Regions from separate parts of the Mus musculus genome. Here regions 2 and 3 are each linked to region 1. Evidence: chromatin loops called from intact Hi-C (ENCODE). Cell type or tissue: left cerebral cortex. All regions are shown on one strand.

Region 1 (8,000 bases):
CAGTACTGGGCTCTGTATGCGTGCTCCGCACTGTCTTCCACTGACCATGCAGTGGTGTACTCTTGCCCTCCCAGCACAACGGTGAGGGATATGTTATATCATGATGCCAACAGCATAAGTAGTTGATGTGACATTTTCTTAGCAGTGATGAGCATGACACCCAGGGCTTTGCACATGATAAGCAGGCATCTACCGCTGAATTATTCTTCCATCCTTGGTATTAAATATTGTCTGTCTGTCTGAGGAATACTGATGTTTTAAAATTAAGTCACTTACTTTACACCCCATCACAGCTCCCCTTCTCCTGCCCCTCCGTCCTATTATGCATTCTTATGATTCTTATGGGAGCACATATTGCCTATAATTGACCAAAGGATTATGTAACACATGAGGATTTTTTTTTGACAAGTTTGAATCTCACTGGTCATACTTTTTCATCGCTGGAGGTCACTGTGAGCCCCTCAGTGCCTCTTCCTTTTCAAGGTACCCTGTTCTTTTTTTTTTTTTAGGATGCAGCGGTTTTGGAGAAGGACAAGACCTTTTGATGACGACTTTTTCTTTTCCCCTTATGGTTCTTTGGTTCTGTTTTCCTTTATTCTTGATCACTTCCCAGCAGATACTCTTCAAATAAAAACCTGTTTGGGGTTTTTTTTTTTCTATCTCTGTTTATGAAGGAGTTCAGAAAGCTAAAAGGTATTTTTTTTTTCTGTTAAACCATAGGGAGGTCCAGGTTGAAGCAGGAGGGCCTCTTGCCATGCATATCACTGCTCCAGCTCTGGTATCTGGAATGATGAGACCTAGGGAGTTTGCCAAGGAATTCTGTTGACAGCTGCCATAATCAGTACTGGAGTCCAAGCTTGTCTGCAGCCAGTTCCTGCTTCCCAGCCACTTGTATCCCGAGTTAGCTGAGTCCCGCTTTCAGTTTGCTGAAGTCCCTTACAGACTAACGGCCGGTCTCCTGTTGTCTTGCAGACCTGGAATGAATACCCATCAGGGGCCACTGAAACCTGTGGCGGAGGAGCTGGTGTGCGCTACAATGAGAGCTCCGGTGGGGCCCAGCTGGCACACAAGCTGGAGTCCTGCATTTTTCCAGTATGGGATGCATCTCTACACTCAGTACAGACTGAGGCTGGCAGTCACACTAGAGGAGAGGCCTGGAATTGCCCCAGCATGCCCTACGGCACTCAGAAGCTGCCCACTCTGGTCCCTGGAGGGGCTTCTAAGCCCTCTGCCTGTTGGTTTCTTTCTGGGGTTTCATGGTTACCAGGATATGATGATCTCAGAGGTGGGAGCCCAGGAAGGCCCTTGGATGGCTTTGGAATGGGGTGGCTTCAGCAAAGGCCCTGAGTAGCTGACAGTGGTGGTCGTGGTGTCTTTGTTCTATATTCTGAGTCTCCAGACTTGGTAAGGGCCCAGTAGATACTCAGGATGCTGTCCTGTTAGTACCACACAAAGGCTGCAGGCTAGGATCCTCAGGTCACAGCTCCAAGTGCTCAGCGTGGGCTACAGTTACTGAGCAGCCGTGGAAGGACTGAGGGCACTTCAGGTGCTCATATGTTCTGAGACCTTAGGTGCCTACCTTAACCCGAAACCCAATGTTCTCTGATCACCTTACCTTTGTTGGGCTGTGCCCTATCTGGAAGGCTGGTTTCTTTCAGACAGCCCCGAAGACGCCTCCCCCTTTTCCACGGTCCTTGTATGCTCTTGATCTCCAGAGAGTCCTGAGAGGTGAGGGAGTCTAGTAGGAGAGAAGAGCCCCAGGTCTGCCGTGTAGCTGGTTCCGCATGAGCATGAGCTGTGCTAGCATGTTAAATACCCTACAGATTGGTGTGTTGGGTTGGGTGAGGGTCTGTGTGGAGCCCCGAGGCTGCACTGGGTGGGAGTGCTAGGATGATGCAGACTCGAAGACACACAGAGAGTGTGGGACACTAGAGTGTGCTGTGAGGAGCTAGAGTGGCCCTAGCCCCTGTTGCTAGGCAGCGCATTTCCCTGGACACCAGTTGCCATGGCAGCCGCTTCCTGCCCATGTTGCCATGACACCCAGATGGCCTTGAGGAGCCTGAAGTGGTGGTAAGGGGCTAGCTATCCAGACACACTCACACCACCCTTCCCCCCAGCCCGGCTGGTGCCTAGGGGATGCTGAGGAGAGGAGAGAGGACAGGCTATGTTATCCAGAGCCGCTTGCCTACAGCTGGCCTGAGATGAAGTCAGGGGCTAAATGGGCAGATTCTACTCTCCTTACTATGGCCTTGACACTCAATGACCCATGCTCATTACAGGGCCTGAGTAGAACTCAGAGTCATAGAGCCAGCCACACCCATGAGAGATTCTCATTTCTGTATTTTTAACCTGGGCTTCTGGCCCTTACCCACCTAGTCTGTTCTCCACTTGCAGCCCCAAAGCACCCTGCGTAGGACTAGAGGATCCTACAGAACCTGGATGAATGTGTCTGGGGTTTCACAGGCATTCCTGGAGTGGCCTTGGGATTATTACCCTGTCATCCAGGACTCTGCCCAGTCCTTTCATCTCCTACCCAGGACCTAGGGTATGGCCTAGGCATGAACTCTCCTTTGCTCTGTTAGAGAGGCAAGATGACACTTGGCTCTGAGTCACAGCCTGTGACCTTCCAGGTGGCAGAGGGGCAGATGAGGGATGAAGTGGTCTGTGTGATGAAGTCACCCCAGGGCCAGAAGGTAGGGGCTGCTAGGCCTCTCTGTTCCTGGCAAAGTAGACATGAGTTTCTGAGAGCTGTGTGACCTTCTCGGCCTTCTCCAGTCTGCAGGGAGTGGGGAGTGCAGAGCAAGCAGGGTCCTGAGACCATGGTGTGGGCAAAAGAAGGTCTCAGAGCTAGGCATGCTACTTCATGCTTGTGTGTATCAGGATTTTGTAAGGCTAGAGCAGGAGGATTGCCATGAGTTTGAGGCCAACCTAGGATGCACAGTAAAATCCTGTCTCCATGTCTTATCCCCACAAAGAGGGCACTAGGTGGGCTGGGTCCTTGAGGTCTTCTAGGAATTCCCAGCTCCAGAGGTTGAAGCTCTTGGAGGAAAGGCACACCCATGGGGCGCTCAGTACTGGACATGGACTTTCTGCTCCTAGAATGTATGTGGTGACAGGCTGTTTGCTCCTCTCTTCTGTGGTCACTCTCTGGAAGCCACTGCTCATATTTTTTTTAAAAAATGATTTATCTATTTTATGTGAGTACACTGTAGCTGTCTTTAGACACACCAGAAGAGGGCACTGGATCCCATTGGAGATGGTTGTGAGCCACTGTGTGGTTGCTGGGATTTGAAGTCATGGCCTCTGGAAGAGCGGTCAGTGCTCTTGGCCACTCGTATTTTTAACTTTAACAGTCAGAAAGACAGTAAGAGTGCTAAAGACAACCCTTGTGAAAGACACAGTCCCAGTAGACAGCCATCATTTCAGGATGTCGGGGGCTCTGAGGCCTTGTACTGGGAGGTGGCCTGCTGACCGCCATGCTGTGCTCCACTAGGCTGCTGAGCGTAAGCACCCCTGCCCAAGCTGAGGACCCTCTCCTTTCTTAGGAGTCAGATCTCGTCTCTTGTTACTTCCAGATGGACAGTGGTGTCCAGAAAGTCAGCATGAATGGGCTGCCTGGCGGTCAGTACCAGTTCACCTTACTGGGGCTAGAACCTGGGTTCTTATCTTTCCTGTTGTATTCTATCTGACCCCACTCTTGATAGATACTGGCCTACCTGTCAGCGCAGGCAACAGTGCCAGGCTATAAACTCCAAAGGCCTATTTCTGTATCCTGATGACATAAAGACCCTCAGGTTAAAGTGGGACTGTGAACAAATGAGAGAGATCACTTTAAGCTGCCAAAAGCTGGCTCCTGGCTTCGATGCTGATGGCAGGCAGAGCAGGAGTAGACTGCAGTTCCCAGACTTGCCACCAGATGGTGCCTCAACCCTGCACCAGGCACAGATACTTGGGTGGGAGCCAGCACCCAGGGTCGACAGGCTAGGAAGAAATTGAAGAGTCTGCCAGGCAGAAACTTGTGCCACGGACAGATCAGACACAAAGCATCCACCCCCACTTGGATCTGTGGTTTCCATGACGGGTAGCCATGTGGTCACAGCTCTCACTGGTTTGAGGGCGCTCCTTTTTTTATTGCTTAGCACAGTGAGATCCTGTCTCTGTGTCTTATCCCCGCAAAGAGGGCACTAGGTGGGCTGGGTCCTTGAGGTCTTCTGGGAATTCTCAACTCCAGAGGTCAAAGCTCTGGGAGGAAAGCTTAGTTTGAAGCAAATTATCCTAGACTTTCCCAGCACTGTACAGCGGTATTCCATCTGTCCTATGGGCAGCTCTGGATTGACCCACGTCTGTCACAGGCACTCACCAGTAGGATAGGGAGTCCCAGAGCTATGTGATCAGGGCAGGCAGGATGGTCCCAGCCAGCATGTGTGACTGCTGTAATACCAGGTCTTCGACACATTGGAGAAGGAGAAGGTCTAGTGTAGAGCCCCGAGCCTAGCCTGACATTTTCCTGCATTTTATCAGAACTTTCAGCCTTGGCCCTCTCAGCCCAGGTGACTAGGGCTTGGTTGATGTCTTCAGGCTCTGGGCAAGGTTCAACCCCAATCCATAGGGCAGGGCCAACAGTCTGGGCTGTGCCCTTCTGGGATGGAGTGGGAGTGTAAGATAAGCCCGTCTTCATACCCAAGTAGAATGTCCCTCTCATCCACAGACTCTAGTCTATCTGTGTGCTATGATGTGGTGCTGCCATGGATCCTCATCCCAGTGTAGTGTCAGTGACAGGAAGTGGACAGGATGCACGCTGTCATAAGACTCCTTCAGAGCCTCCAGGTGAGTCTTTGGATGACAGAGCTTTGTCAAGATGAGGAAGTCCTGAGTAAAGAGAGGGCGATGGGGAGCTGGGGGGGGGGGTGGCGTGTCGGACATTTGCTGGCGTGGTACACCCGGCTCCTCAGAATGCTGCCCATATGGTAACTCCCTATTGCACTTCCCATCTCTTCCACCAGACGGTGCTGTCTGAAGGCCTCCCTGCCCACTATAAAGGAGGAAGAACAGCCTTGCTAGAGCTCCATGCTCCTGGTGACTCCAACCTTTGAGGATCTGTGTAGATGTCAAGATGGGAGACTGCTCTGAAAGCCACCCTTCCTCCCATCTAGATAGCAAATCACCTGTCCATGCTATGGCCCTGACCTCCTCTCTTGCCTCTGGGGCAGGGGGGACTTCTCTCTATGCGCCCCTGTTTAAAGCTGGTTCTGTTGAGCACAGCTGGCAAGTGAATAGAAGTTATCCCTGAGTCTGGAGCCTACAGCCTCTCTTCCCTCAGCCAGTGTGAGTTTACCTGCCAACACAGTGCCCACCACTGCTGCAAGCTCTCTCAACAATCCTACAGACTCCTTCCATCGCTAAGCACTCACTTCCTCACTCCTACCCAGTTCACCTGGCCACTCCTGAGTGGGAGCACCCTCAGCAGCCTCTCAGGCAGTGGGAGCACCCTCAGCAGCCTCTCAGGCAGTGGGAGCACCCTCAGCAGCCTCTCAGGCAGTGGGAGCACCCTCAGCAGCCTCTCAGGCAGTGGGAGCACCCTCAGCAGCCTCTCGAGCTGTGGCAGCACCCCCAGCAGTCTCTCAGCTGCCTGACTTGGAGATATCTGGGCCAGGTGGGCCTGGCTGCCTTTAACCAAAGGGAGGGTATAAGAGTAAATTCTGGTCTTGTTATGCTGTGTGTGACCCTGTTCCACCTTCTCGGTCCCTGTTTTCTGGTCCCATTCATCAGCACTCAACCACATCTTGCTCAACTGCCCTCCTTAACATACTGCCTTCCTGCCTGCGGCTCCCACCTCTGCCTGGATCCCCAGCCTCACTTCTTTCACATCCCTGGCCCATACTCCCTAGAAAGCTTTTGGGCCAGAGGCCTTGTGTTTTGGAGGGAGCATGGGATACAATGGTCTTCCTGCTGCCCCCCACAACCTCACCCAACCAGGCAGCTGAGGAGCTAGCGACCCCACAACCCACCAACCCTATGGCTGGCTGGTGGCTGCCTCACCACACAGGCTAGCCAGGAGAAGCCACCAGGCCTCCCAGCTGCATCTTCTCACTGAAGCCTGTATCAGAGATAAAGGGCACTATCAGTCCCCCGTTCGTGTGCCAGAAGCTGCTTGCAATATGAGAGAGATGTTTAATTTATCTCAGGAACTAGGCACGAGTTATAAAAATGGTAATTTCTTGAAGATTCAATTACCTGTTTTCATTGTTACCCTGGTAATCAAGGAAACGATTTTTAATGATAGGCTGGAAGATGGTACCAATCTTGGAGGGAGGATGGTGCAGGCTGGTGATTAGGGACCAGAAGGACAATATCTATAGACCAGTGGAGCCAAAGTACCCCAATGTACTCCCCACCTGCCAGTGACCCCACCTCTGGAGAACTTCAGTCATCTATCTTCTGGGGCCTCTGCAGGAGCAACCAGGGCTTCTCAGGGAGGGGCTGAGACCTGATCTCTGCACCCCCAAGTGATGTCTCAGATCTAAATAACATCTCCAGGATTAACATTGCTTGCAGCCAACAGTACCAGGTGATTGGAAAAGGGGTTTTATGGCCTCTTGGGTAAAATTGAACTTGCATCCGACCTGTGTTTCCAAGATGGGATTTTCCTCCCTGGCAAATGAAGCACGCTCACACTAATTACAACAGCCACTCCAGGCCACTCATCATACTCAGTGGGCAGGCACTCATTGAGGCGGGGCCTGTGCCACCCAGGCGTCAGGGCTGGGTCATCGACGGGAGCCCAAATCTCTTGATGACCTTGCTGCTGGCTCTAGAGGAAGGGACAATGTAGTCAGGAGAGGAGAGAGGAATGCACAGGGAGAGATGGAATGAGGGTAGGCTGACAGAGTACACCAGGGAGGACACATCTGAGGTTCCAGGCTGCTGGGGCTGCTGGGTCTCACTGGGAACGCAGGGCTCCTCAGTTGGACTCAGGGCAGAACCCTGGATATGCTCCAGCAGGACCTGGAATCTTAGTTGAGGGTGGACTTGGCACAGCTTCTCTTGGGTCCTCCTACCTGGTCTCCAGGCTGCTCTGGCTCCGGCTCCCTCAACCCAGTGACAGGTTGGGTTCTGCAGGAGCAGGCCCTGTCTCCCTCCTACTTTCAGGGGCTGTTGGCTTTGTTGTCATGCTATCAGAGGGCATGGAGTCATGAAGACACCTCCAGGGAAGCAGGGAGAGGCACGTAGGCTTAGATCCAGGTCTGGGGAAGGAAGACATGCCTATCCTTTTACATAGAGACCCAGGGACACAGCCGCTACCACTGATCCTCCCTCCCTCACCATCCACTTCACAGGCTCAGAGAGTACCGGGGTTTATCTAGGGTCACAGTGCCAATGAGCAAGAGTGGGTTGCTATGGGCATCATTGTGGGTGTGTGCCACGCCACTGCTAGGCAAATGGATTTTGTCTTGTCTTGGTTTTTTTGAGACAGGATTTCTCAGTGACATCCTGGCTGTCCTGGAACTTGCTCTGTAGACCAGGCTGGCGTCCAACTCAGAGATCTGGGATTAATGGTGTCTACCACCACTGGCTCCCTGCGAAGTTTGACTACCAGCTTCCAGAGAGGATGGCTCCCAGTGTCCTGAAAGGGAACCTTCCCGGGGTAATTACCTTCTGTTTGCTTGCAGTAAGTACTATCCTATCTCTTTCCTTTCCAATAATTGCACTTATTTATTTTTTTAACCAAGATTAAATGTTCTTTTTAAGCTCAAGCTACACTAACTGCCCTGTCACAATCTGTAGGATCCCTGCAGGAGCAGCCTGTCAGATGGAAAAAAGCCGGCTGAGCCATGCTGGAAGGCAGAGGATGTGTGCGTCTGGGATATTGAGTTGTTGGTGAATCCATCTTTACCATGATGGTTGTGTGGCCACAAACACACCCTGCCCCACCATGCAACCTCCATCCCTTCCGCCACTGCCATGACCTCCACTGTTACCACCATCACCACAATCTCTGC
Region 2 (8,000 bases), 84 kb after region 1:
CAAAGTGTTTAAAATACAGTGACAAAAGAAGAAATCGCAGTACCAAACACCGGGTGTGATGGGACCTAGCCAGGCCCACGCACTCTGGGGACAGGCAGGGAGATGGGAGGCCTGTCCCCTACATTCACTGCTAGGCTCCCACTACTGGCTGTGTGGTCAGTCACCTGTCCCTTAATACATTTAACCCTGGAATCACTGAGGTAAGGATTCACCCCCTTCATCGTCTGTTCAGAGGAGGTCTGCAGGCCATAAAGGAGCGGGTGAGCGACAGAGGCTAGTGAGCAAATACAGGATCTGGGGTTTAGCCACGTGGCTGGCACAGGTGACCTTGACTGGGTGTAGCCAGGCCACAGGGCAGGCACATAGAATGGTGCAGAGGGTGCCAGGCCCTGAAGAGACACAAAAACAGCCACCCCGGCTCTTAGGGATGTGAGGGTCCAGGGTCTGGGTGGCTGCTGAGAGTCAGGCAGCCCTGCCTGGGGTTGGAAGTCAAAACTCACAGAATGGGGGGCAGGACAGCATCAACTTCACTAACCAGGCACAACCCAGTGCCAGGAGCATTGTAACTCTATGACAGCGTTAGGTTCTTCTCACATACTCCTTCCATTGCATGTGTGTGTGCACGTGTACACACACACACTCACACTCACATACACACACAGAGAGAAAGTGGGAGGGAGGGAGGGAGTGAGTGAGAGAGAGAGAGAGAGAGAGAGAGAGACTGAGAGACCCCTTTCTTGAATGCACAGCTTGAGATTTCTGGGAGACTTTCTGGGCCCCAGGCCCAGGATTGCAGAAGGGCTCTCTCTGCCTCCACTTCCAGATGGACCCTTTCTCTCCAAAGGAAGGCATGGTGCCAGTAGCTTGGCAAGTAAAGGGTGCTAAAGCCAGGCCTGGTTGGCAAGCAAGAGGGAGGCATGATACTAAAGACCCTGCCCTTCACAGACAACTTACCACTTGCAACAAACAGCAGCAACAAACCTGGGCTTCTTCACAGCCAAGGAGTCAGCCCTTAGCCCTCCAAGGTAACAGGCTATTGAGCACTTCCCCCTTTGAGGGGTTCTCTTTCTCTTGATTGCTGCCCTAATAAAAGATGTCTCCCACTAGTGACTCTTACTCTGTAACCACAGGTCAGTCTTGCCTTAAGGAAACAGGAGCAGAGGGGCTAACAGGGCCCTGTTGGTCCAGGGCAGAGCCACAGACTCAGCTCTCGTCCCTCTCCAGGTTCACCACCTCTTTAAGTTCCCCAATATATCCTCCAAGAGGAAGGAGGAAGGGGGGAGCAGGGAGGAGGAAGGAGGGGCCTCTATTGGCAGGAGTCCCAGGAAAACCCCTACAGAAGAGGAGTTGAGAAAGCACATGTGAGGGATTTTAAAGCAGAAATGCTGGGGGCCAAACCTTGGAAGCAAAGTTCCGTGGCTTAGACGGGTAATTCCAACGCTGGGGAGGCTGAGCAGGATTCCAAGTTTAAGGCCAGCCTAGGCTATGTGGTTACACCTGCCCGAAAACAAAACAATCAAAACCACTTGGGAGCCAGGCATGGCTAATCCCAGACCTCAGGCAGGTCTCTGAGATCAAGGACATCTGTGCCAGGGCCTCAGTGAGACCCTGTCTCAATCCAGGAAATGCCCCATGCCCAGGAGTACCTGACCAACACAAAATGGATCTTTTTGTTCCGTTCATTTTTTTTTTCTTTTAGTTTGTCTGTTTTGATTTTTTGGGTTTTTTTTTGTTTTGTTTTTTTTTTTTTTTTTTTTTTGGTTTTGCTATTTTTCTTGGCTTTTGTCTTATTTTGTTTGAGAGAGAACATGGAGTTGGTTGTTAGGGAGGAGGATCCGGGAGGAGTTGAGGAGGGGAAAGAATATGATCAGAACATATTGTATGAAAAATTAAAACAAACAGAGCCACCTCCTTGGGAAAATTGGACTGACCCCAGTGGGCATCAGCTTAGAAATGCCGCCAACAACCCAGACTGCTGGCCTAACCACAGATGAGGAAAGCTGAGACGGGGAGACTCTAAGAAAACACAGCCTCAGGCTCTGTGGGCTCCCCTTTGCCAGGTGGGATCTGGTGCAGACCACACCTGGCTGCTGAGGTCTTGCCTTAGACGTGCATCTTCCTCCCCTGACTGCAGTAGGACAAGAGACAATGCAGCGTCAGAGATGGGAAGACAGGCCTGGGGCTTAGTGAAGGGAGTGGCCAGGTGTGACCCCATACAACACCTGAGCTAGGTGAGCAGCACAGAGCTGCTAACCAGAAGGTCACCCCCGGGGAATAGCTAATGTGCTAAAGGCAGGGCCTCTCGGGGGACCATGCTGGGTTGGATGCCCTAGTTGGTGGAACTGCAGAGGCAGCCAAGTGTGTCCAGGGTCAGACCCTTTATCACAGTGGTGACCTCAAGCTGGGAAATAGATTTTCCCTGCCCAGGTAGATTCCAGCCCACCATAGACCACCATTGCCCCAACTCTGGCTGGTGGGAGAGCAGCTGGTAGACTCTGCATCTCACAGCCTGGGCTGGAGACACTGAACAAAACCCCTAAATACATTCTGAAGGCTTTTGATCCAGATTTGGGTATAGGCATAGCCCACCTATGTACACAAGGGCACCCACACTCTGAGACAAACGGAAACATGAAGATATGTTTAAAGGCACCCATGGTCATGCACACAATCATGTATGTGCAGATATATACCACATTACACACACGTACTTGCACACACAGACTCAAGCACTGTGAAGGAGACTCCAGGACTTGTCCCTCTGTCTGGGTCCAGCTGCCCGGAGCATCCCTAATCAAAATCCAAGTGTGTCTCCATGGGAGTGGGTCTTGTTAAGGGGCCCCACCATGTGCTAAGCATGAAGATCGCAGCAGGCAGGCTGCATAAATGCATGTATGGTCATAGGTGTGTAGGCAGGAGTGAGGACAGAGCTATGCACCCGAGTACAGGGATGTGCTTATAGCATTTATGTGCATGTGCACACTAGGGCAGATTTGGTATGCATGTGCACTGGAGGTGTGCAAGGCTGTATGTAGCCCATGTAGACACGTGCAAAGAAACGTGTGTGCAGCCTGCGGCACCATGGACATCAGCAGGGTAGATAGGGTGGGCACCTGGGGAAGGCAATGTGTTCACCCCAGATTCTCCAGGTAAGGCATGTCCAACCTGCATGAAGCCCATCCTCCCTTGCCCCTACTGTGGGGGCTTTGCAACCGGATGGGAGGAGGGAATCCCACAGGGCTGCCAAGGAGGGGGTGTTTCGAGCACCAACGCCCCTCAATGGAGCCGCTCACTCTCAGGAGCTCTCCCGATCTCCGAGGAGGAGACATTGCCTTGCGTGTGTGTGTGTGTGTGTGTGTGTGTGTGTGTGTGTTCTCCTCTCTACCTGCTCCAGAGATAGCTCTGGGATCGCCCTGTCCCCCACGCCCTCTGCTGCTGCTGACACCCGTATTCATCCCTACTCCGTTTGACCCCAAAGAAACAGCTTCTGAGCAGGGTTCGCTGGGCAGACCCCATCTCGGTCCGGTGCCCACGTTTCTGCAAACCCGCTCATTAACCCATTCGCCGCCTTTGCGCTCTCAGGTGGGACCCCGCCCTTCCAGCCCTCAGTCTCCACCCGGCCCTGGTCCAACATCTGGAACCTCGTACCCTCCATCCCTGGCCCCGCCGTCGCTGTCAACTTTCCCGCAAAGCCGCAACTTTTGCGGCTGCCGCGGGCTCCGCCCTCCCAGGGCCCAGTTGCTAGCGGCCAGCGCGCGGCGTGGCACTGCGGTGGCCCTCGGGAGCGACCGGCGACCCGGCTCCATCTCTGGCAGCGTGAGCCATGCCCTGCGTCCCCCCCGCCCCGCCCCGCTGCAGCCTGTCTCCGGAGCGGCGCTGACACTCACCTCCGGAGGACGCCCTCTTCATCTTCGGGGTCGAGCGGGGCGCGTCGGGCACTGGAAGCGGCTTCGGGGCGGGCGCCCGTCTGCGCGCGGCCGGGTCCGCATCCAGGCGCCGCTGCTCCGGCCCGGTCCCGGCCCGGCCGCGGGACGAGGCTCCGGCGCTCCGCTCTACCGGGCCGGGCTGGGCTCGCGGGCTGCGGGCGCACAGGGTGAGGGCGGCGGCGCGGACTGGCGGGGCGCTCGCAGCGCGGGCCAGGAGAGGATGAATGTTTTATGGGATCATGTGGTTTGACGCGCGGAATCCGCCCGGTCTCCCCGCCGGTCCGGGCGGGGCGGGGCCGGGGCGGGGCCTGGCGCCGGGCGGGGCGCTCACCTGGGCGCGCCGCGCTGGGGCGGACCGGTGGGTACGGGGTGTAGGGCAAGCGGGCGGGCGACGGGAGGGGAGGCGAGGGTGTCCGGAGCGCGGTGCAAGTGGCAGGACGCGCTCAGCCACCCGGTGCACGGGCCACGCGCGGTCCCAGACAAAGGCGGCGCATTCCTGAAGAGGCGGCGGCCCCTGCAGGCGGCCGCGGGCACCGCGTCCCGGAACCGGCCGTGGGCGCGGGCTCGAGGGCGTGGCGGCACAGGCTGAGTCCCGAAGGGAGTCCTGGGCATCGGACAGATGCAGCAGGCCTTTGCATGGCCCGCCTCCGCTTGCCCCTTAAAGCCCTTTGCTCGAAACTGTCCTAGGCGACTGGGTAAGAAAACTGAGAGGCAAGGTGTAATAGCGCAGTAGTGCTCTCTCCAGCTTTGTAGTTCCCTGTCCCAGGAAGGACACTCAGGCTTTGTCTGCACCTGCCTCTGCACAAGCTCCTATCATTTCCCCTTTGCAATGGAGATTACAAAGTCCGAAGAATCCTCTGGACCCACCCTCCACCAAGCCAGATCAATATAAGGCCAATGTTCCTAATGGCAACCCCCCCCCCCAACATGTCCCATCTCCCATTCCTGCTTGGGTGCTCTATCTGGAGTTCTTAGGTGCATTCTGGGGTGGGGTGGTGGTAGAGGTGCTTCGGCTGGCTGCCAGGTCGTTGTCTGTATCTGTCCTGCACATTATCTAGCCAGAGAGCTGGATAGGGCCCATGGTCCGCCTGTCTCAGTAGAGAAAGAGAACACCCAGTATGGCATAAGCTTCAGGGGTGGAGAGCGCTGAAGAGCCTGCAATGGAATGGCTTTCTGGCCATATATGGAAGCTACACTGCTCGGTCCTGCCCTGGCTGTGTCCCCAACCACACCTCTGTGTGCTTTGTCCCAGTTGTCCTTGTTCATTTGACTTGGATTTTTCAGGTCACTGAAATGTGTGAGATGAGGTTAAGGCAGGGCAGGCACTCACGGCCACTTCTTCATTGGATACTGGTCACCAAGTGCCACCAGATTGACCCCTATGTGACTCAGTAAGTTCTCATTTCCACTCCCCACCACATGGGAGGCTGGCCACCCAGTGACAGATGAATAACCCAAAGCCAACTTCAAAGAGCCAGCAGAAGGCCATGGCCTATAGCCTAGACCAACACCTTTCTCCCAGTGTCCTCGAATCCAGCAGTGCCCACACCAGTGGCTGGTGTGGCTCCAACCACCTCATGTCGTGGGACATGGCTGAAAATCTGAAGACCAGGCTAGAGTCCTGGGCTACCATCTTTGCTCAGTGGCTTAGAGAGGGCACTTCCCCCATCGACTATTTTTAACGATGGCCAGGCTGCCCGTTAGAGAGGTAATGACTATGACCCCTTCTCCCATTGCTGGGGCATAGTTTAGGTGTGGGAAGGAAAGGAGAGCCATTGCTACCATGGAGGTTCCTGGTGCCACAATTCTCTCCAGCTCAAAGATACTGGATACTCTGGAAAGAGAGCTCCTGGATACCCTGGTGTTTTCCCGCGGCTTACATGAACTGGGTATTTCTGGAAGGCAGGCTGGGGCTGAAAGAGACTTAGACTGCGAGAAAAGATAATGAAGCCAAGACAAATGTTCTGATCAAGGCCTTCGAGTTTATTAAGAGAGTGTGCTTATAAGGGGGAAGGCCCATTCCCACCCCCAGCCCATTCTTGGTGCCTGGAGCCAGCCCGTAGGCAATCTACAGTTTGTGTCTTCAGAACGTGGCTAGGAAGAGCAAATAGAGCCATCAAGGTCAGAAGGCTCTATCCTAGGTAATCTCCTTCTTAGTGGCAGCAAGGTCAAAGTCTGGATCTGCCTGCTTCAAGGCTGAGGGAAACTACACTTGGATACACTACACCCCTACCAGCTCACAAGGTACGGCAGGGCTGAGATCTGTAGTGTGAGCTGGGCATCTATTGTCTTAGGCAGTTTTGCTGTGGTCTGCAAACCCACCCTGTCGTTTGTATACCCATTCCCATCTGCACTTTGGTGCTCCTCTCTAGAAGTTGAACCTGCAGGACACTTGGATGCAGCCTAAGGTACAGGCCAGCTCTGGCGGGGACCAGATAGGGAGCAAAGAGAGCTGCATGCTGGCCATTCTGCCCCCAGGAGGACATGGCTCTCTTCTGAGGCAGGAGATGTGGGAGGTCTGGAAGGCATATTTATCAGGGTGTGGGCAGGTATCGGGCAATTTGAGGACCAAAGCCCTTCCCCAGTGAGCATCATCACCACCCAGGGCCCAAGGATGAGGGAGGGAGGGCAGCTGACAGAGAATGAGTGGAAGACTTACTAGGGCCTGAAGTGAGCCTGAGACACACAGCCTTAGCTGGTCCCTGGGTGGGGGTGGGGTGGGGTGGGAAGGATCAGAGACCCAGATGAGGAAGCCAGGCCACTCACTGTCCTTTTCAGGAAGTCTATAAGGATTGGTTTGCGGGAAGCCCCAGCAGAAGTGCTGAGATGGTGGCCCACTTGGACTGGCAGATACGAATTCTCCCAGCCTTGTGTACATATGGCCCTGGGAATCAAAAGAGGGTGTGGAGTCTGCAGACCGTTCTCCCTAGTCTTGAATACATCAGTCATTCCTACTGGGCTGGGCTTGTAGGACCAGACTGAAGGCCTGTCTGAATTGCTCCCCACCCCCACGGGCCACTTGCCCAGGCACTGCCTCCTGCAGTGAGGCCTGACAACACTGCAGTGCCCCAGAACTGCATCGACTTCCTCCACTGGCCCCAGATTCAGCTCGGTGATCTGTATGTGGCATGAGAGTGCCCTATCTTTCTGTGTGACTTCAGCCCAGCTTTTTGTGATTGTGGATAGATGCTTTGGGGTGTGGTCAGATCATTGTCCCTTCTGTGTCTGCCTCTTCTGTCTCCTGAGAGAACTATGTGGGATCCTAGCAGGGAATACAGGGATGACCAAACCTCCAGGTCCAATCAGAATCCAGTGTAAGGCCAGCCAGGGCTGACAGGGATGTGGTGCAGCCTTGGAAAGTGGTCACTGTTGCAAGGCCTTGAGGAACTTATGGGCACCAGCCCTACTGGGGCATCTTTGTAGGATACCCCCACACCCTCCCTCAGGCTGTTGGTGCTCTAGGGAGGGAGGAAGAGATTAGGGGACTTGGTTTTTTGCTGTACAGGCTCTGGGCCACTCTGGGACAGTGTGAGGAGGAACTAGGAAAGGAAGAAGAAGGTCAGGCTGTACTCTGCACCTGCTGCCTAAGCATGCCAAGGCCACCAACCTGAGTGGGTGGCTGGGGATGAGATCTCAGTGCCAGAGAGCTGGGGGGCCATCTGCTCTCACCACAGAAGGTGGCATCGTGCCCGAGGCCCTAGAGGACTCTGCACAGGGCCTGCTAAATGCATGGTGCTGTTGTTGGTCCTGCGATGGCAACACTACTGCCTATTTTTTCCAGACAGGAAAACAGGGCTGGAGGGTTTAGACAGACGAACACTGGCAGCCCCTCTTGTGCCACTCACACCTCTGCTCCTACAAAAGCTGCTTGCCACCTCCACCTTGGGTTCCGGACCTTCTGCCTCATCAGCTCTGAACCTCTGAGGAACCCCACCCTGAGTCTCCTGTCCAACTTTGGTGCATATTAAGCCATAATTAAACAGCTTCCTCATCTCTTATTCATCAAAGACTCACACAGAAGCAACCAGGGCTGGTGCAGGGAAGGGACCTAGCACTCCCCAGAATCCCACTGGG
Region 3 (8,000 bases), 160 kb after region 1:
GAGGAGCTGCAAGTAGGCAGGGATTTCATAGCTGGGCAATAGAGTAGTGTAATGATATAGCTGCCCAGTCTAGGCGTAGTAGTTTATAAATGTGTTAACTGAGTTGTGTGTTCTTTGCACAGGCATATTGTGGTTGGAGATTTACTGATATAAATCTGACCGGTATAAATATAAGTCTCTAGTGTTCTCCTTTCATGGGGCTAGAGGGAGCTCAGTGAGACCAGAGTGGTTGTTGGTGTTCTGTAGAGCAGCCATGGGAGGGCTAGATGGCTGCTTGGAGCTAGCTGTGGGGGGTGGGCAAGACTGCCGATGCCAGCACCTAGCCAGAACAAGCATGGGTTCTTTTAAAATTACATGATATATATATATATATATGGAAATCATAGGCAAGACACAAAGGCTTCTCCCTCAGGGTTTCAGTTTTAGATGCTCAGCAGTTGAGTGGCCAAGCAGTTTTGATAGCCTTTAGGCAGGGATGCATTGTGCAGGAATTTATGGCTGGTCTTAGTGACCAGAGACCAATTTTCCCAGGAGTGGTTTTATCAACGGAAGTATTCTTAAGAATACTTTAATGAGATGGTATAACAATAGTTCAGTAGCCCTAGGTTCCCCAGTGGTTCTAGGAGAATGAGTTGAATCATAGATTCATAATCTGGGGAATTTAATTCTAGGGTTCCCAGCATCCACAGTGTTGTTTGGTCTGTTTGTTGTTTGTTTGACTGGGGAAATACAAAGGATATAAAGGGGTAGGCAGTCACATCTGCAAATGGACATTAGGACCATAAAACAAGGAGATGGAGAAAATAAACACCTGCTTTACCAGGTAGACGTTGGTAACCATGGAAACAAGTCATTCAGTCAGATTCTAATTCTTTCTTTTCTTTCCTTTTTTGTGTTTTCAAGACAGGGTTTTCTCTGTGTAGCTCTGGCTGACCTGGAACTTGCTTCTGTAGACCAGGCTGGCTGAGAAGTCACAGAGATCTGCTGCCTCTGCCTCCAGAGTGCTGGGATTAAAGGTGTGTGCTGCCATGCCTGGCAGTAACTCTCTGATTTTCAACAGGAAGTTGTGACACTGGAGGGACTTGAAAACCAGCATGTACTTTGGAATGCTAACAGGCACACCACAGACAGCCATGTGTCCTTTCTGCCACCGATTAGGGAAATGGCTCCTGTGGTAGAGGGAAGCCATCTTCACAGGTTGCTGAGGAATGCTGGCTTTTGTCTAACTGACAGAATTTGGGGAAATGGAGTTTTCTTTGGACCTGACATTCTAGCCTTCCGTTAATGATAAGGGTAATGTAATCTCTTCTGTAGCTGCTTCTTAGTTGAAATTAGGATGTTGTTTTCTGGGGGTGGGGTGGGGGTGAAATCAGGAAGGCTGGAATTTTGGTGACATGCTGGGGACAACTGGCTCACTGAACACCTTGGGCTAGTCTGAAATATTGCCCAAAGCAGGGGTTCCAGCCTGTAGGGAGTTCTGTCATAAGTATCTGGTTTACATCAGCTTTCGGTAAGTCCAGGGCTCACTGCTTTCACAGCGCTGCTGTGCTGCCGGCCACGGTTGATCGAAAATCTGCTGAGACAAATATAGAATAGAGGCGGAAGGTAAAGCGCAGGAGTTCAAGGGGAAATCTTACACTTGAATCCTCCATGCTGGTGGTCTTGGTGTTTGGAGCAGTGAGAAGAGTCCCAGGACCAGGGGAAGGAGAGAGCCCATCCTTAGGAAGCCAGCAACTCTGCCTAGAGCCCACTGGCCTCATGTGTATCCCAAGCTTGACTGCCCCAATGTGGAGGTGGCGCTAGGGAGTGTCAGTGATGAGCCCACCGCCGGGGAGAGGCAGTACTACGTGGGAAGCTTCAGCTCTTGACTGACAGGAGTCCTTACCTGGAGGCTGACCTGTGAGCGTGGGTCCAAGTTGCTTACGTGAATTCTTACAAAGTTGTGAAAAGATAAAGAAATACTAACTTGAGAATATTTTCACACTGAAACCTGTTTTGTCAATTTAAAGCTGTCTATGTCTGTAGAGGCCCGATTTCTGTGTATGAAATGGACTGACAGGCAGCTGCAGCCTTTGGCGGAGGATCTGGACACTCCTTGTAAACTGATAAAGCTACAGCTAGACATCAGTCATCGTCAGAGATCTGAGAAGGATAAATGGGATAAAAAAGGATAAACTATAATGCAATGGCCTCCCTACCAATGAAACTTACCCGCTACCTGAATGGTTATCCTAGGATCCTCCATGACGGTGCTGAGAGTATCACTAGGTTCAGAAGTCAGGGCCTACCTCGGTGAGACAAAAGGGGGGCAGTCAGTTCTCCAGTGTGCAGCTTGTCCACAGTTTGAGCAGAGTCCGAGCAGTGGGTGAGGTGTGGGGCAGTTCTCTGCCCAGTGGTTAGTATTATCACTATCCGGGTGGGTTGTCTGGGCCCTGTTCTATTCTTTGGAGAATACCTTAGGACTAACTCTAGAAGCTAGCAGTTCTGTCTATCTCGGGAAGCTTTTGCATTATTCAACAGGTCTCTGAGGATGTTGAGGGCCATCATGTAAGATTAGGTATATCTGGTTTTAAACAAAACTTGTTTGTTTTTAGTTAGTTGCTTCAGGCTTAACCTTGGTAGCATAAACAGAAAGCTAAAGAAGGCTTGTCCCTGTAAATGAACTACGTTTGTACTCAGCATGGCTACAAACAAAGTCCTGAGCACATTGAAGAATGTGATTGTGTGTAAGGTGGCTGACTACTAACTTGCTTGTCTTATTGTCCTTAACCGTTTACAAAGCTGTGGTGGTTTAAGTAGGAATGGTTCCCGTAGACGCTCGTGTTTGAATGCTTGGCCCATAGGGAGAGGCACTGTTAGGTGTGGCCTTGTTGGAGGAAGTGTGTGCCACTGCATGGGCAGGCTTTGACATCAGATGCTCTAGCTAGGTCTACTTTGATTCAGAACAAGATGTAGAGCTCTCAGCTCCTTCTTCAGAACCAAATGTGGTCCTCCACACCTCCTGCCACGATGATAATGGACAAAAACCTCTGAAACTCCAGCTCCAATCAAATGCGTTCCTTCCCTTATAGGAGTTGCTGTGGTTACCGTGTCTCTTAACAGCGATAAAACCCTAACCGAGACCGGCAAGTTGGCAGCTTCTTGTTTACAAGATTAGGATTCCACAGTTTTATCCCTGTTAAGTTTTAGCCTTAAAAAATTTAAGTTGAAGATTTAAATCAAGATCCTCTAGCACCAAAATAAACTCTTAAACCACAAGTACAGCCCACAGAGAGACTGAGAGCCTTGCTTTCCTGATTCTTGTAGGGCACGTGGACCATGCCACCAGAAGAATTGGCATGGAACGGTGAGGTAGACTATGTCCAAGCCCTGGGAATCTAAAAATTCAGATTAGAATCTCATTCTGGGACTGGTCGGAGTAGGGCTAACGCCCTCCCTATTTCTGTGCCTGCCTCAGAGCACATAACCTAGAGACCTCCAACCAGGTGGTCACAAGTAGCCAGTCACATAGAATTCTGGAATTCCCCTGGCAAATGAGGCATCTCAGAGGTCTTAGCCTTCAGCCACTGCTGACGATTTCCCTCCCTGAATATCCTCACACCCTTCCCCAAACTATATAACCCTTGGTTCACCCAGAATAAAGAAATATGGACAAGATAAAATGAGCTAAGACCATCTCAGAAACCTGCATCATTAAAGACGTTGGAGAAGGCCTTAGCCTGAATGACCTATAGCACTAAGGTTCTTGGAGGCCTTCTCTCCCCTCCCCATGCCCCTCTTCCCCTAGCAGTTGCTCCAAACCAGACCTGGATCCTGTTTGTCCTGGGATCCTGCATGTCCTGGGATCCACGTCTACCTTCTGGCCTGCCAGGCAGTGGAGGAAGAGGACTGCAGACCCCACCTGTTTCAGACTTTGCCCGGTCCTGTCCGCCCTGGGGGTGGCATGCAGACACCCCAGAAGAGGGCACGAAGAGGGCACGAGGAGCCATAGATCCTTTTACAGTGCACCATATAGAATATCCCACTTTCTTCTAAACTAAATTTAAGTATCTAAAGCTTAACAAAGTTAGCAAAGGCAAAGAGGCTATACATATATTTTCAAGTTAGTTTTTACCAGCCTGAATAGACCTTAGGACTCCTTAAACCGTATTTATCAAACATACCTTATCCTTATCTAAAATTTTAGAGGCCTGGCATTGAACTCCATCAGCAAAGACATAAGTAGTTAGACACACATTTTTAAAGTCATTTTCTGTTAGCCTGAGTAGACCTTTATAACCTTGGGAATTTATAAACCTTAAGTGTACCTTAATCAAACACATGCTGATCCAGACTTGTAATCTAAATATGCTTCACCCAGTGCATATACCCAGAAGTACTCACCCCCTCCCCTTGTTTCCTTGTTACCTACCAGTCACTCCTCTCCGCCTGTCCTCCTTCCTGTAGGTAGCTTCAGACATTCTACCTGGCTCCTGTGTGGTCCGGGAGCCTTGAGGGGCATGTCAAATCTAGCTGTCTAGCTGTGCCTTCTGTTGCCTGGGTCGTGCCTGGCAGGCCATGCTTCCGGGAGACGCCAGCGGCCTGAGACAGATAGCCTCTCCCACAGGCTCAGAAAGGCAATGATCTGTGCGAGGGGAACCAGGCCAGGCTTTCTCGTGTCTGCAGATTGGTTCAGATCCCTCAGGGAAGAGGCTTGCTGGCTGGTTGCGCGCCCCCTGGCGGACATTTCTAGCTACTTCCCCATCCCAGATTTCTATCTGGATTCTTTTACTGGAGCACAGGGACACACAGGAACTTTGTTTGGTTCCTGCTTCCAGATGGTGACATTCTGCAGGTGACTGAAGCCTTTTAGTTCCTCTGTCATGTGCCCGAAGAAATGGCCAGGTGTTTTAGAAAGCACACCTGGCACCATCCCCCAGAAAGAGCAAAACCTGAGTGTCGAGTGTTCTAGCCTCCGTACAGGGTCAGTACAGGGTGGCACTTCTGAGGCTCCATGTACCTGCTCCTTGTTATGGATATGCTCGCATCAGCATCTTTCCGCGGGGCAGTCTTCCTCTTCTGCAGTGGCCCCCATCTGAGCATGCTCAGGGGTCTCTGGATGACTGGGCATCTCAGGACAGCACTGAGATTTGCATGTGGCTTTAGAAAACTCCAAGGACTGAAAACTGCCCCTCATCATCTTTAGTCTGACATTTTTTGTATACGTTTTTGAGTTTTTATGACTGCTGTTAAGTAGAAATAGGGAGTGAGGTGAACACTATCGGTTATTATAAATCACAGTGGACATACACTATAGACCTATTCTTCATCCTGGTAAGTCTCAGCTTCTGTTCTCATGATTTATGTAGCACTGTTCCCTATTATTATCGGGTCCACCTTCTGGGACACTACCAAAGCAGTCACCAGAAAGCCCTTAAGGAGGATTGGTCAGCAGGTACCCACTTCCTGTTTAAGAAGCCCCGCCTCCTCCAAGTCCGTGTGGTCCATTGCCCTACTGTGAGACATGGGAAATTTTTCCAGAGATACTATTCCAAAGATAGCAACCTAGACTGTACCCCCTGACATGATGTCAGTGATTTGTGGAGGGAACCTAAGGCCTCGTGGCCCAGGTTGTACACTACAGGCTCGAGGCTGTTTTCTGAACATCTAAATCTTGCCTGTGTCCCCCAAGAGCTGCCCTCATAAACACGGCAGGATCAGATGCAATCTGTATTTTGGCCATAGAACCAGGAGGGAACTAGAAGTATCCTCAGGGAACCCAGGGAACCCCACCATGCTATGTCTACTCCCCGGAGACACAAGGATACCCTGTGCTTTGAGGAGTGGAGTTCCTTGCAGAAGGAAGAAGTGGAGAACCTGACAGACACCCTCTTCAGGCAGAGCTGTGCTTGCCAACCATGTGGGTGCATACTTGAGCTGGCGGGACCCTTTGCTAGCCTCCCATTGTCTCTGGACAGACCCCACCCCTGCCACTACCAGTGGTGTTTCACAAAGGGCGTAGGCTGAGGCAGGAAAGGAGATGTGCTACCATGGATCGCTGTTGTGACAGCTGCAGGCTGAGGTATTGTGGTGCCACCATTTTGACAGCTCCTTTTGGGGCATCTTACCAAGGCTGTAGGCTGGGGCAGGTAGGAGAGGCCGGCTACAGCTTCGGTAACTTTTGTGGCACCTGGCTTAGGGACTACAATGATCCTAACCCTTCCATACAACCACTTACCCTCAGCTGGATTTGCCTGTTGTGTGCATTGGTGTTCTGAGTGGTTGTTTTCTGGATGAAAGTGCTGAGGTGGTAGTCTAGGTTCATCTCACCACATGGCAGCCTCCCCTCTCCCGCAGAAAGCAGGGTAGGCAGGACTGGGGACCTGGAGTTCTGATTCTCAGCAGCCCTTCCAGCTGTGGCTCAGTGTCAAGAGACTGGCGAGGCAGTGTCCTGCTTTGGCAGTCTCCAGGGTAGACACACTGTTCTTCCTCACAGGAAGATATTAATGCAAGCCTGAAAGTGGTGGCAGTTGTGTTAGATAGCAAACCCTGTGGCTCCCTCCGTCTCTCTCTCCCTCCTGTCCAACTTCTCCCTCTTTAGGTTTCTCTGTCATGTTTCTCTCCTTTGAGCTATCTCTCTTACTGAAGGCCCAGCCATGTCATCCCTCCTGGTTGCTCCCCCGGCTCCAGGCCTCATCACCCCCATGGTTGTCAAGGTTCCCTCTCCTAAGAAAGCTTGGGAAGAGCCAGGCAGTGGTGCCGAATGCCTTTAATCCCAGCACTTGGGGCAGAGGCAGATGAATTTCTGAGTTCGAAGCCATCCTGTTCTACAGAGTGAGTTCCAGGACAGCCAGGGCTACACAGAGAAACCCTGTCTTGAAAAGCAAAAAACAAACAAACAAACAAACAAAACAAAACAAAAACCAAAAACCAAAAACCTCTACTCGCTGCCACCTCTCCTAACCTAACATTCCTGTCACTTCCATGAGGAAACTCCTTGGCTCGTATTAACAAGCTCCCAGCAGTCCAGAGATAAGAATGTTACTGAGTGGCACCAGAGGTAAGAATGTTACTGAGTGGCACCAGAGGTAAGAATGTTACTGAGTGGCACCAGAGGTAAGAATGTTACTGAGTGACACCAGAGGTAAGAATGTTACTGAGTGACACCAGAGGTAAGAATGTTACTGAGTGACTCCAGAGGTAAGAATGTTACTGAGTGGCGCCAGAGGTAAGAATGTTACTGAGTGGCACCAGAGGTAAGAATGTTACTGAGTGGCACCAGAGGTAAGAATGTTACTGAGTGGAGTCTGAAACCGAAACCCAGCAGAGACTTTCCTGCTTTACTTGAGCCTATCAACGTAGCATTTCCACTGATGGACTTGGACAATGCCTTTACTAGTTAGCGGTTTTTATTGCTATGACAAAACACAGTGACCGAATTATAAAAGAAAGCATCTCATTGGAGTTCCTGGGAGGAGGCCGTTCTCATTCAAATCCCCACACTGGCTCTCTTTTACACTGCAACAACTTCACAAAACCAGTGGCATATTTAGGGTGATCTGTACTCCTCGGACATGGTCACTCATATTTGCTTTCAGGAAAAAAAAAAACCAACAACAACAAAAAAATGATCCCTAACTCTCTTAGACGTGAAATCTGTGTTTTGTGTTGCTGACATGGACACAACCTTTATCCTCTCTCTGGCATAGTCTATACGGCCATGACCAGAGTATTTAAAGGCCTCCACTGCAAGCTATCCCAGCACACCTGGGATCCTCCTGCAACCATGCTGCTCCTGGCTTTGACCCAGTGTCTCATGGTGGAGACAGAAAGGGCTGGGGTCCTGGTGGCAGCCGGAGGGGGATGCTGTCTTGGGAAAGAGACTTCACATGTTTGACATGTCAGACCAACCCAAGGGACACACCATAAACCAGCAAACAGGTTTGTGATAGGCACATTTGACCAGCCCCGCTCAGGCATGCGTGCTTTTTGCCTTCTATTCAATTACTCACACCCATGTC

The links. Peaks named below come from ENCODE experiments on the same cell type or tissue, not always from the same donor. Only the 100,000 strongest peaks of a DNase experiment are listed, where the experiment ranks them.
Region 2: it touches region 1 in a loop (6-fold over the local background); 27 of 42 quality-filtered maps call a loop at or near these places.
Region 3: it touches region 1 in a loop (9-fold over the local background); 19 of 42 quality-filtered maps call a loop at or near these places.

The regions. Positions count from the first base shown.
Region 1 is chr16:18,207,907-18,215,906 of GRCm38, reverse strand. It overlaps 4933432I09Rik (RIKEN cDNA 4933432I09 gene), which reads left to right and starts at 2,044. Exons shown (of 3, transcript NR_015575.1): 1 at 2,044-2,070; 2 at 4,709-4,827; 3 at 5,004-6,221. It also overlaps a transcript of Ccdc188 not described here. In left cerebral cortex, CTCF peaks have their summits at 3,911 (motif pointing right), 4,798 and 5,000; DNase peaks (open chromatin) are centred at 1,995, 3,928 and 5,012; H3K4me3 peaks cover 919 bases; H3K27ac peaks cover 2,791 bases.
Region 2 is chr16:18,123,790-18,131,789 of GRCm38, reverse strand. It overlaps Gm52241, which reads left to right and starts at 1,720. Exons shown (of 2, transcript XM_030249377.1): 1 at 1,720-3,149; 2 at 3,583-4,176. The coding sequence starts at 3,126. The coding sequence ends at 4,176. Rtn4r (reticulon 4 receptor) reads right to left here and starts at 4,148. Exons shown (of 2, transcript NM_022982.3): 1 at 3,888-4,148. The coding sequence starts at 3,909. In left cerebral cortex, a CTCF peak has its summit at 4,453 (motif pointing left); DNase peaks (open chromatin) are centred at 3,502, 3,875, 4,199, 4,387 and 6 more places; H3K4me3 peaks cover 4,809 bases; H3K27ac peaks cover 4,421 bases.
Region 3 is chr16:18,049,533-18,057,532 of GRCm38, reverse strand. It overlaps a transcript of Dgcr6 not described here. Among named protein-coding and RNA genes, the nearest start is that of Dgcr6, 13 kb to the left of the region's middle. In left cerebral cortex, a CTCF peak has its summit at 4,715 (motif pointing left); DNase peaks (open chromatin) are centred at 3,134 and 4,694; H3K4me3 peaks cover 373 bases.